Regions from separate parts of the Homo sapiens genome. Here region 1 is linked to region 2. The links are chromatin loops, found by intact Hi-C in ENCODE. Cell type or tissue: HepG2. All regions are shown on one strand. Region 1 overlaps SLC30A7 (solute carrier family 30 member 7). Region 2 has its middle 99 kb from the start of S1PR1-DT.

Region 1 (5,000 bases), 190 kb after region 2:
GGGCAGTAGGGAGACAGTGCTAACTGAAGAAAAGAGGTGCACCTTGGAGCATTATGGGAAGTAATGCTGTGGAAAAGTTGGGTTCCATTCTTCTTCAACTACGAGACTTGGAGGGTAGTGCCTCCTTTTTCACAAGCAACATGTTAGTATAATTTGTGGATCTTCTTTGCTGAAAATTAGGAATGGATTAACTAAGATTCTATAACAAAGCTTTTTTTTCTGATTAGCATTTTTCTGTCTTTTCTGATTCCTTTAACCTGATTCCCTTTTTCGCTGTTATTTGTTGTTATTGCTTTGCTTTTTCTAAATGAGTTCTAGCTTTGTAGTAGACAAAGGGGTACTTTGTGTCAGTACCCTGACATACCCCTCCCCTGCTTCGCACCCCTTTTCCTTCTAACTGCCAGCATTTCACCTAACATCTTTCTCTAACCCCAAAGCTTGCTTTGCATATCTGCCAAGTGGAAAAAATCTGATTCACACTCCCTCACTTTTCAGCAGCTGTCTTCCAACGACTGAGGAGTTGGTCTATAAATCCCATTTCCCTTCTTCCCCTCCAGTGGGATAACTCTGAAACATGACTCCTACGCTGGCTCCCCGAGTTACTCAGCAACTTAAGCTCCTGTTGCCTATAGTGGTAACTTAATTGACACTGAACCCGATGCTGGCTCCTTCCCTTCCCTGTCTCACTTCTCCACTCCTCTACAGGTGTTTGTTAGGATCACCTCCCAGATAAACTACTTGCACTTGAATCCATGTCACAGGGGGACATGAATCATGTCTCTAGGGCAACCCAAACTAAAATAGGATTTCATCAACATAGTGAGTGCTTTTAACTAGTCGGGGTTAAAGTTATAAAAGTGACTTTGTGGGCTCTTTCAGAGAACTTTGCCTACAGTAAAGTCCTGATTTTAGGAGAAGCTGATTTTTAAAGTGTATAAAAGGACCAGCCCACAGAAAAAAATGCAAAAGCTCAGGAAAACATCAACAGTAAAAATAACCCCAGTGGACCTTGGCAAGAGGCAGTGATAGAAAACAATGTGAAAGTTTTCTGCCATCATAGAGCTGACTGGTACAGTCAAATGACATGACCAAAAACAAATCTCTGACACCCAATTTCCATTCTGGGCCCAAACTCCATGCTGACTTCCAAAGTTACATGTTTAAGTAAACCTAAATTGTGAAATAAAAACAAAGAAAAAGAACTCTTATTTAACTGATTACCTAAAATACAAAATTTTAAATAACACTGTGAGAATATATTTTTTATTGAATATCTCAAAGTAAGTTAATTGCTACTTACACTGGATGCTAACCATATTAAAATATTTAGTTGCTGAGGTATGACTGGAATTCATGTTTCCAAAGGATTAATTAAGCAAAACAACAGATTAATTTAAGGGCAGGCTATACCCAGTGGTGGAGAGTTTGAAATTAACATACAGATTAAGAGTGACCATTAAAACTAAAGAACCACTGCAGCTCCCAGCGTGATCGACGCAGAAGACGGGTGATTCCTGCATTTCCAACTGAAGTACCTGGTTCATCTCACAGGGCCTGGTTGGACAGTGGGTGCACCCTGCAGAGAGCGAGCTGAAGCAGGGTGGGGCATCACCTCACCCAGGAAGTGCAAGGGGTTGGGGGATTTCCCTTTCCTAGCCAAGGGAAGCCATGACAGACTGTACCTGGGAAAAGGGGACACTCCCACCTACATACTGCACTTTTCCCATGGTCTGAGCAACCGGCAGACCAGGAGATTCTCTCTCATGCCTGGCTTAGTGGGTCCCATACCCACAGAGCCTTGCTCACTGCTAGTGCAGCAGTCTGAGATCGACCTGCAATGCTGCAGCCTGGCTGGGGGAGGGGCATCTGTATTGCTGAGGCTTGAGTAGGTAAACAAAACAGCCAGGAAGCTCAAACTGGGAGGGGCCCACCGCAGCTCAGTAAGGCCTACTGTCTCTACAGACTCCACCTCTGTGGGCAAGGCATAGCTGAACAAAAGGCAGCAGAAACTTCTGCAGACTTAAACGTCCCTGTCTGATAGCTCTGAAGAGAGCAGTGGTTCTCCTAGCATGGTGTTTTGAGCACTGAGAACGGACAGACTGCCTCCTCAAGTGGGTTCCTGACCCCCATGAAGCCTAACTGGGAGACACCTCCCAGTAGGGGCTGACAGACACCTCACACAGGCGGGTGCCCCTCTGGGATGAAGCTTCCAGAGGAAGGATCAGGCAGCAATATTTGCTGTTCTGCAGCCTCCGCTGGTGATACCCAGAAAAACAGGGTCTGGAGTGGACCTACAGCAAACTCCAACAGACCTGAAGCTGAGGGACCTGACTGTTACAAGGAAAGCTAACAAACAGAAAGGCATAGCATCAACCTCAACAAAAAAAGACATCTACACCAAAACCCCATCATAGACCAAAGGTAGATAAAACCACAAGATGGGGAGAAACCAGAGCAGAAAAGCTGAAAATTCTAAAAACCAGAGCGCCTCTTCTCCTCCAAAGGATCGCAGCTCCTCACCAGCAACAGAACAAAGCTGGACTTAGACGAGTTGACAGAAGTAGGCTTCAGAAGATCAGTAATAACAAACTTCTCCAAGCTAAAGGAGCATGTTCTAACCCATCACGAGGAAGTTAAAAACCTTGAAAAAAGGTTAGATGAATGACTAACTAAACAGTGTAGAGAAGACCTTAAATGACCTAAGGGAGCTTAAAACCATGGCATGAGAACTTCATGACGCATGCACAAGCTTCAATAGCCAATTTGATCAAGTGGAAGAAGGGTATCAGTGATTAAAGATCAAATTAATGAAATAAAGCAAGAAGACAAGTTTAGAGAAAAAAGTAAAAAGTAACAAAGCCTCCAAGAAATACAGGACTACGTGAAAAGACTAAATCTACGTTTGACTAGTATACCTGAAAGTGACAGGAAGAATGGAACAAAGTTGGAAAACACTCTTCAGGATATTATCCAGGAGAACGTCCCCAACCTAGCAAGGCAGGCCAACATACAAATTCAGGAAATATAAAGAACACCACAAAGATAGTCCTCGACAAGACCAACCCCAAGACACACAATTGTCAGATTCGCCAAGGTTGAAATGCAGGAAAAAAATGTTAAGGGCAGCCAGAGAGAAAGGTCGGGTTACCCACAAAGAGAAGCCCATCAGACAAACAGTGGATCTCTCAGCAGAAACCCTAAAAGCCAGAAGAGAGTGGGGGCCAATATTTAAATTTCTTAAAGAAAAGAATTTTCAACCCAGAATTTCATATCCAGCCAAACTAAGCTTCATAAGCGAAGGAGAAATAAAATCTTTTACAGACAAGCAAATGTGGAGAGATTCTGTGGGCCTGCCTTACAAGAGTTCCTGAAGGAAACACTAAACATGGAAAGGAACAACCAGCACCAGCCACTGCAAAAACATGCCAAATTGTAAAGACCATCGATGCTATGAAGAAACTGCATCAATTAATGGGCAAAATAACCAGCTAACATCATAATGACAGGATCAAATTCACACATAACAATATTAACCTTAAATGTAAATGGGTTAAATGCCCCAATTAAAAGACACAGACTGGCAAACTGGATAAAGAGTCAAGACCCATCAGTGTGCTGTATTCAGGAGACCCATCTCACATGCAGAGACACATATCGGCTCAAAGTAAAGGGATGGAGGAAGATCTACCAAGCAAACGGCAAGCAAAAAAAGAGCAGGGATTGCAATCCTAGTCTCTGATAAAACAGACTTTAAAACAACAAAGATCAAAAGAGACAAAAGAAGGCCATTACATAATGGTAAAGGGATCAATTCAACAAGAAGAGCTAACTATCCTAAATATATATGGACCCAACAGAGGAGCACCCAGATTCATAAAGCAAGTCCTTAGAGACCTACAAAGAGACTTAGACTCCAACACAATAATAATGGGAGACTTTAACACCCCACTCTCAATATCAGAACAAGACAGAGGGTTAACAAGGATGTCCAGGACTTGAACTCAACTCTGCACTAAGCGAAATTAACAGACATCTACAGAACTCTCCACCCCAAATCAACAGAATATACATTCTTCTCAGCACCACATCACACTTATTCTAAAATTGACCACATAATTGGAAGTAAAGCACTCCTCAGCAAATGTAAAAGAACAGAAATCACAACAAACTCTCAGATCACAGTGCAATCAAATTAGAACTCAGGATTAAGAAACTCACTCAAAACCACACAAGTACATGGAAACTGAACAACCTGTTCCTGAATGACTACTGGGTAAATAATGAAATGAAGGCAGAAATAAAGATGTTCTTAGAAACCAATGAAAACAACGACACAATGTACCAGAATCTCTGGGACACATTTAAAGCAGTGTGCAGTGGGAAAATTATAGCACTAAAGGCTCACAAGAGAAATCTGGAAAGATCTAAAATCAATACCCTAATATCACAATTAAAATAACTAGAAAACCAAGAGCAAACAAATACAAAAGCTAGCAGAAGGCAAGAAATTCCTCTATGCAAATAAACTAGAAAATCTAGAAGAAATGGATAAATTCCTTGACACATACACCCTCCCAAGACTAAACGAGGAAGAAGTTGAATCTCTGAATAGACCAGTAACAAGCTCTGAAATTGAGGCAATAATTAACAGCCTACCAACCAAAAAAAGTCCAGGACCAGACAGATTCACAGCTGAATTCTACCAGAGGTACAAAGAAGAGCTGGTACCATTCCTTCTGAAACTATTCCAATCAATAGAAAAAGAGGGCATCCTCCCTAACTCATTTTATGAGGCCAGCATCATGCAGATACCAAAGCCCGGCAGAGACACTACAAAAAAAAGAAAATTTTGGAACAATATCTTTAATGAACATCGATGCAAAAATCCTCAATAAAATACTGGCAAACCAAATCCAGCAGCACATCAAAAAGCTTATCCACCATGATCAAGTGGGCTTCATCTCTGGGATGCAAGGCTGGTTCAACATATGCAAATCAAT
Region 2 (5,000 bases):
CTGGAGTAAGTTATTTAACTTTGCTATGCTTTGGTTTACTCATATGTAAAATGAGGAAAATCATAATACATGCGAAGCTCATTAGATAGCGACTGGCATTTAGCAAGTGGTAAATATTAACCATTCTTTGTATTAAACTCCAGCTAAATTAATCTTCTCTTCCTCCTCCAGGTTCCCAAAGTGCTTCTAGAAACCCTATTAGGGAGGTTATCAGAATGTGCCTAATAGTTCTACTCTTGTTTTTCTTAGCCTGAGTTCCCTAGGAAACAGACCCTGAGGCATGGATTAAATGATTAAACTTTGTATGGAAGGTGCAATCCCAGGGCAGTGAGAGTGAGGGAAAAGGAAGTGAGTTTGGGAAGGATGAGAAGGAATAGAAGGTTATCATGCTAGCTACTGCTTCAAAATAAGCCACAGAGAGACTGAATCGCTTGCTATGCATATTGCTCAGCCACTCTGGAAAACTGTGGTTGGAAGGAAGAGAGGAGAGAGAACTATTATTTGTTTCCCTTCTTTGGCTCAAATTGATCCCACAGGGAGTTAATTTTCCTGTACTTCCAGATGTAATATCTGGCTGATCAGGAAGCCAAAAACCATGCCCTGTGGTGAAATGTTTCATCTGAACCCATAAATGGCAGAAGCAGCCAGAGACTCTGGGCATATGGCTGGCTACCTGGTTGCACAGTGGCAACCACCGTGGAGGGCTGATATTCTTGGAGAAGTAATTAGTTGGCTCCATTCAGCAGAACTACATGAGTAATAGAGAAAGTGTACCGCAGAGGCCTCCAAGGAGAAGCTAATGGCCTGAGAGGCAGGCAGGGCAAGGCCACTGGGATCCAAGGAGATGTATAAGTTATGTCTGATATGATATTTTCTATTTTTTAAAGATTATAAGTTGTTTTAGGACAGGACTATTTCTTTTCACCTTTGATTCCTCTGTAGCTATAATGATGCATGCCCTACCTTAGGTGAGATGTTAGGCAGAAGTGGGTGATGTGCAGCAACCCAGCCAGAGGCTGAGCAGCGGTTAGGGACAAGATCCAGTCCCCTGGAATAAAACAGACGGCTAACAATCCGGAAAATTGGACTGGGGATCAAAATAGGGTTTCACACAGGGAACTGAAATTAAAAAAAAAATAGTTATAAAAAATAAGCCAAGGTAAAATTCTTCATAGCTGGACAGTACGAACACGGCAGGGATTTTACCAATGGATGAAACTATTAATAGTATTTTTATTAATAGTGATGACAACTTATAGCTAATATTTATCAGGTATGCTAGCCATTTCTTTAAATTACATTATGTATTTTTCTCCAAACTTCTCTTAGATATTTTTATTATTTTCATTTTTACAAGTGAGGAAATCAAAAGTCCAGAAAGTTAAACAACTTGCCCATGGCCACACAGCTAATGAATAAAGAGGCTAGCACCTAACCCCAGAAAAGTCTATTTCCAGCGCATGCATCTCCAACTACTACTGAAAGTGTTACATGAAATAAGGCTTACAAAATCCTTAGCAATCACTTCTTGGGCTTTTGGCTAAGATCAAGTGCAAAATTCTTTTCAGAGTTCCATCCATACAGTAAGTACTCAATGAATTTTATCAATTCTCATTGTTAGTAACAGTAACATTGTAATAGAACTAGTGCTATTAACTGTAGCAATAGTAGTTGTAGTAGCAGCAACACAGGTATATGGAACTTAGGGTCAATGAGTAAGACCTGTTGAATGTCTTGGTTCGTAGAAGAGGACTGAGGAAAGGGAAACTGTATTGGGGAAGACTGATCCAGGTGTTATGGGGGGAGTCCAGATAGAGGAACATATAATGCAGAACCTTGCCCTTTTAACAAATGTAATTGAGCACTAACATAGAATAGAGGTTAAAAACATGGACTTTAGAATTACAAACGCCTATGTTCTGTTATTTATTAGCAATGAGACCTTGGGGGAAATTACTCAACACTTGTGAGCTTTAAGTAACTCACAACTGTACCTAGCATAGTGTCCCACATACAGTAATCATTCCTTAAATGCTTGTAGAATTAACATACTGCTTCATTTCCATACTTTTCCACCCCTCTGCAAAACAAAACAAAACGCTATCCTCAGTACCCAGTTGCTGAGTAAATGTAAATACCTAGGCAAATTCATCCCACTGAGTGTAGCTACTTTTTCAACCAATATAATTTGTCACCCATATCAACCTAACATTTCAGCAGCTTCCTGATCTGTACTAAAAAGCTGTCTTGCACAACTAAAGAAAAATGTGTGATTTGCTATTTCTGGCATCCTGATTCTATGTGGCTACAGTGAGTATTCTTGTGGTCTTCGCTGATCTGAAGCAATTTTAATTTGACGAGGAGGAGGCCATTTCTAAGAGAGTGCCTATTTTTTCCCCAAAGCAGGTCAATTTAAAAGGACAAAGTTCTCATTTTAACTTTGGTGCAATATGCATGAAAATAAACAGATATTAAAAGGAACAGGTCATCTCTTTCATTGGCAAATTTCACTGTAATATTGAATTCTATTTGTGGGGGCACAAAGAAAATAATGGTTTAATTTACAATTGAGAGAGAGAGGGAGGGAGGGGGAGACAGAGAGAGAGAGAGAAAGACCATTACTGCCACCTCTCGCTCACTTCTTCAGAACTGAGAAAATGTTGAAGAAAGTTGGCATTTGCTTGCCAAAGTTTCACACAGACAGTCTGACTTTTGTTTTTACTTCCATGACCTTTAATGGCTTTCAGTGCAGTCAGACCAACTCTGCATATATATTGACACTATGAAAACCACACAGATAAGCAGTTTTGGGTTTTCATGCTTTATTTACTTTGGAGCTTAACAATCATACACATATTTCCCTGTTAGAGGTCCCAAAAGCTTTGTTCTGATCTTGAGTTGCTTTTGTCTGTTATTCAGCGTTTGGATTGCTTTATAATTACTCTATGAATGTATGTATTTTAAACATTTTTTTTTTCTAGGAATAGTTCTATTTTGTTATTGGGTGCACTGTATTTATGTTTCCATTAACAGAAGTATGAAGAGTCCAGTTCAAGCTGAGAAACTCACACTCCACTGCCATACATCTGGGGAGATGCAAACAGACAAGGAAGGAAGGAATTTCTGCAATCACTAGAGGGACAGGTTTTGCAGCAGATCACCCTCACATCTACAGATGCTCTCTATTTCTTTTCACCCAGAGGCTTCAAATTGCCCGTTGACATCTCTGATTTTGCCAAGAGATCACGTGCTTCAGTTAGTTCCCATTCCCTTGTATCATTTAGGACAGAGTAAATTCTTCCAGAACACTAAAGAAATGAAAGTTTTGAAAAATTCGATTTTTTTTTAATGTTTTTAATTGTAGGAAAAGGTACATAAAATTTACCATTTTAACCATTTTTATGTGTACAATTCAACAGCGTTACATACATTCATGTCGTTGTGCAAATATCACCAGTATTCATCTCCAAAACCTTTGTTATCATCCCAAATAGAAACTTTGTATTCAGTAAAAAATAGCTCCTTGTTATCCCTTCCCCACACCTCCTGGAAGCCACTATTCTACTTTCTGTTTCTATGAATTTGACTATTCCAGGTACCTCAGATAAGAGGAATCACATTTGTCCTTTGTGTCTGGCTTATTTCACTTAGCATAATGTCCTCAAGGTTCATCCATGTTGTAGTAGGTATCAGAATTTTAATTTTTTGAAAGCCAAAAATATTGCATTGTATGTATGTATATACCACATTTTGCTGATTCATTTATCCATTGATTGTTCTTTGGGTCATTTCCATTTTTGGCTATTGTGAATGATACTCTTATAAACATTGGTGTACAAATATCTGTTCAGTCTTTACTTTTAATTTTTTTGTGTATAGACATACAAGTGGAATCGCTGAATAGTATGAGAATTCCATGTTAAATTTTTTGATGAATCGCCATTTTGCATTCCACAATGGCAGCACCATTTTACATTTCCAATGGCAGTGCACAAGAGTTCCTATGTCTCCACATCCTTGTCAACACTTGTTATTTTCTTTGTTTTTTAGTAGCCTTCCTAATAGATGTGAAATGCTATTTCATTGCTATATTTTAATTATTAATAAATCAAATTTCTGGCCTAAATTTCCAGATGTTCTTAAAAAAGATTTGGAAGTTACTACAGACAGTTTTATAGTAAATAAAGAATATTTTATAAGATTCTTAATGTGGTGCCATCTTATTTGAGGAAGTGAATAGTTAAACAACTATTAGCTAAATAGCTAAAGAGCCATGCAGGATACACAAATAAGGGAAATAGTCTTAAAGACATACTTTATTGAAATGCACACAACACACAATCCTAATTGGATTAGGTATTTAGAAAACGAAGACAATAGAATCTTTTCCATGTTTCTACATGGGCACTTGATAGCCAGGTACCAAGCTATGGGAAACAGGGGTTGGGGGGTAGCTCAGGGGAAAGGGAATTATACTGCACATCCAGGTGGCCATGTTCAGTTTGCAACTGAGTTTAGAAAACGGGAGAATGCTGAGGCTGAGGGAGACATTTTGGAGTCATTAGCCTATGGTGATGCCATTGGCCTGGAATTGTCAACTCTGTGCAGGCTGAGAAGGGACTCCAAAGGGCAAAATAGGATGCACAATAGTTGAGGGTAGACAGAGGAAAAGGGACAAGGAACAATTATAGAATTAAGAGAAGTGGTTCCCTGGAATCCAGGGAAAGAAAGATTTTAAAAACCAACTTGTCAAAACTGCAGACAGATTGGATAAATAAATAATGAAAACTGCCTACTGGATGTGGCACCTAAGCAGCCATGGGTAACATTCATAGAGCACTTTCAGTTGAGGGGTGGCAGGAGCCTGTAGGAGTGGGAAGAAAGTGGAGAAAGTGAACAGACCTCAGTCTTTCAAGAGGTTTAAGAATGAATAGAAGGAGAAATTCAGGATGGTGAGAAAAGCACTGTTTGTTTTGCAAACTGCAAAAGACTGGAGCTTG

The links. Hi-C counts contacts between places; a loop is a spot of excess contacts. Peaks named below come from ENCODE experiments on the same cell type or tissue, not always from the same donor. Only the 100,000 strongest peaks of a DNase experiment are listed, where the experiment ranks them.
Region 1: a loop joins it to region 2, with 2.9 times the contacts of the local background. A loop is called at or near these places in 3 of 110 quality-filtered maps.

The regions. Positions count from the first base shown.
Region 1 is chr1:100,946,589-100,951,588 of GRCh38, reverse strand. The region is part of intron 8 of SLC30A7 (solute carrier family 30 member 7); the gene reads right to left. Among named protein-coding and RNA genes, the nearest start is that of SLC30A7, 53 kb to the right of the region's middle. RefSeq lists an enhancer at 1,764-1,813. In HepG2, no CTCF peak of the experiment used is centred here; a DNase peak (open chromatin) is centred at 1,888.
Region 2 is chr1:101,134,640-101,139,639 of GRCh38, reverse strand. No RefSeq gene overlaps it. Among named protein-coding and RNA genes, the nearest start is that of S1PR1-DT, 99 kb to the left of the region's middle. In HepG2, a CTCF peak has its summit at 2,628; DNase peaks (open chromatin) are centred at 1,949 and 2,759.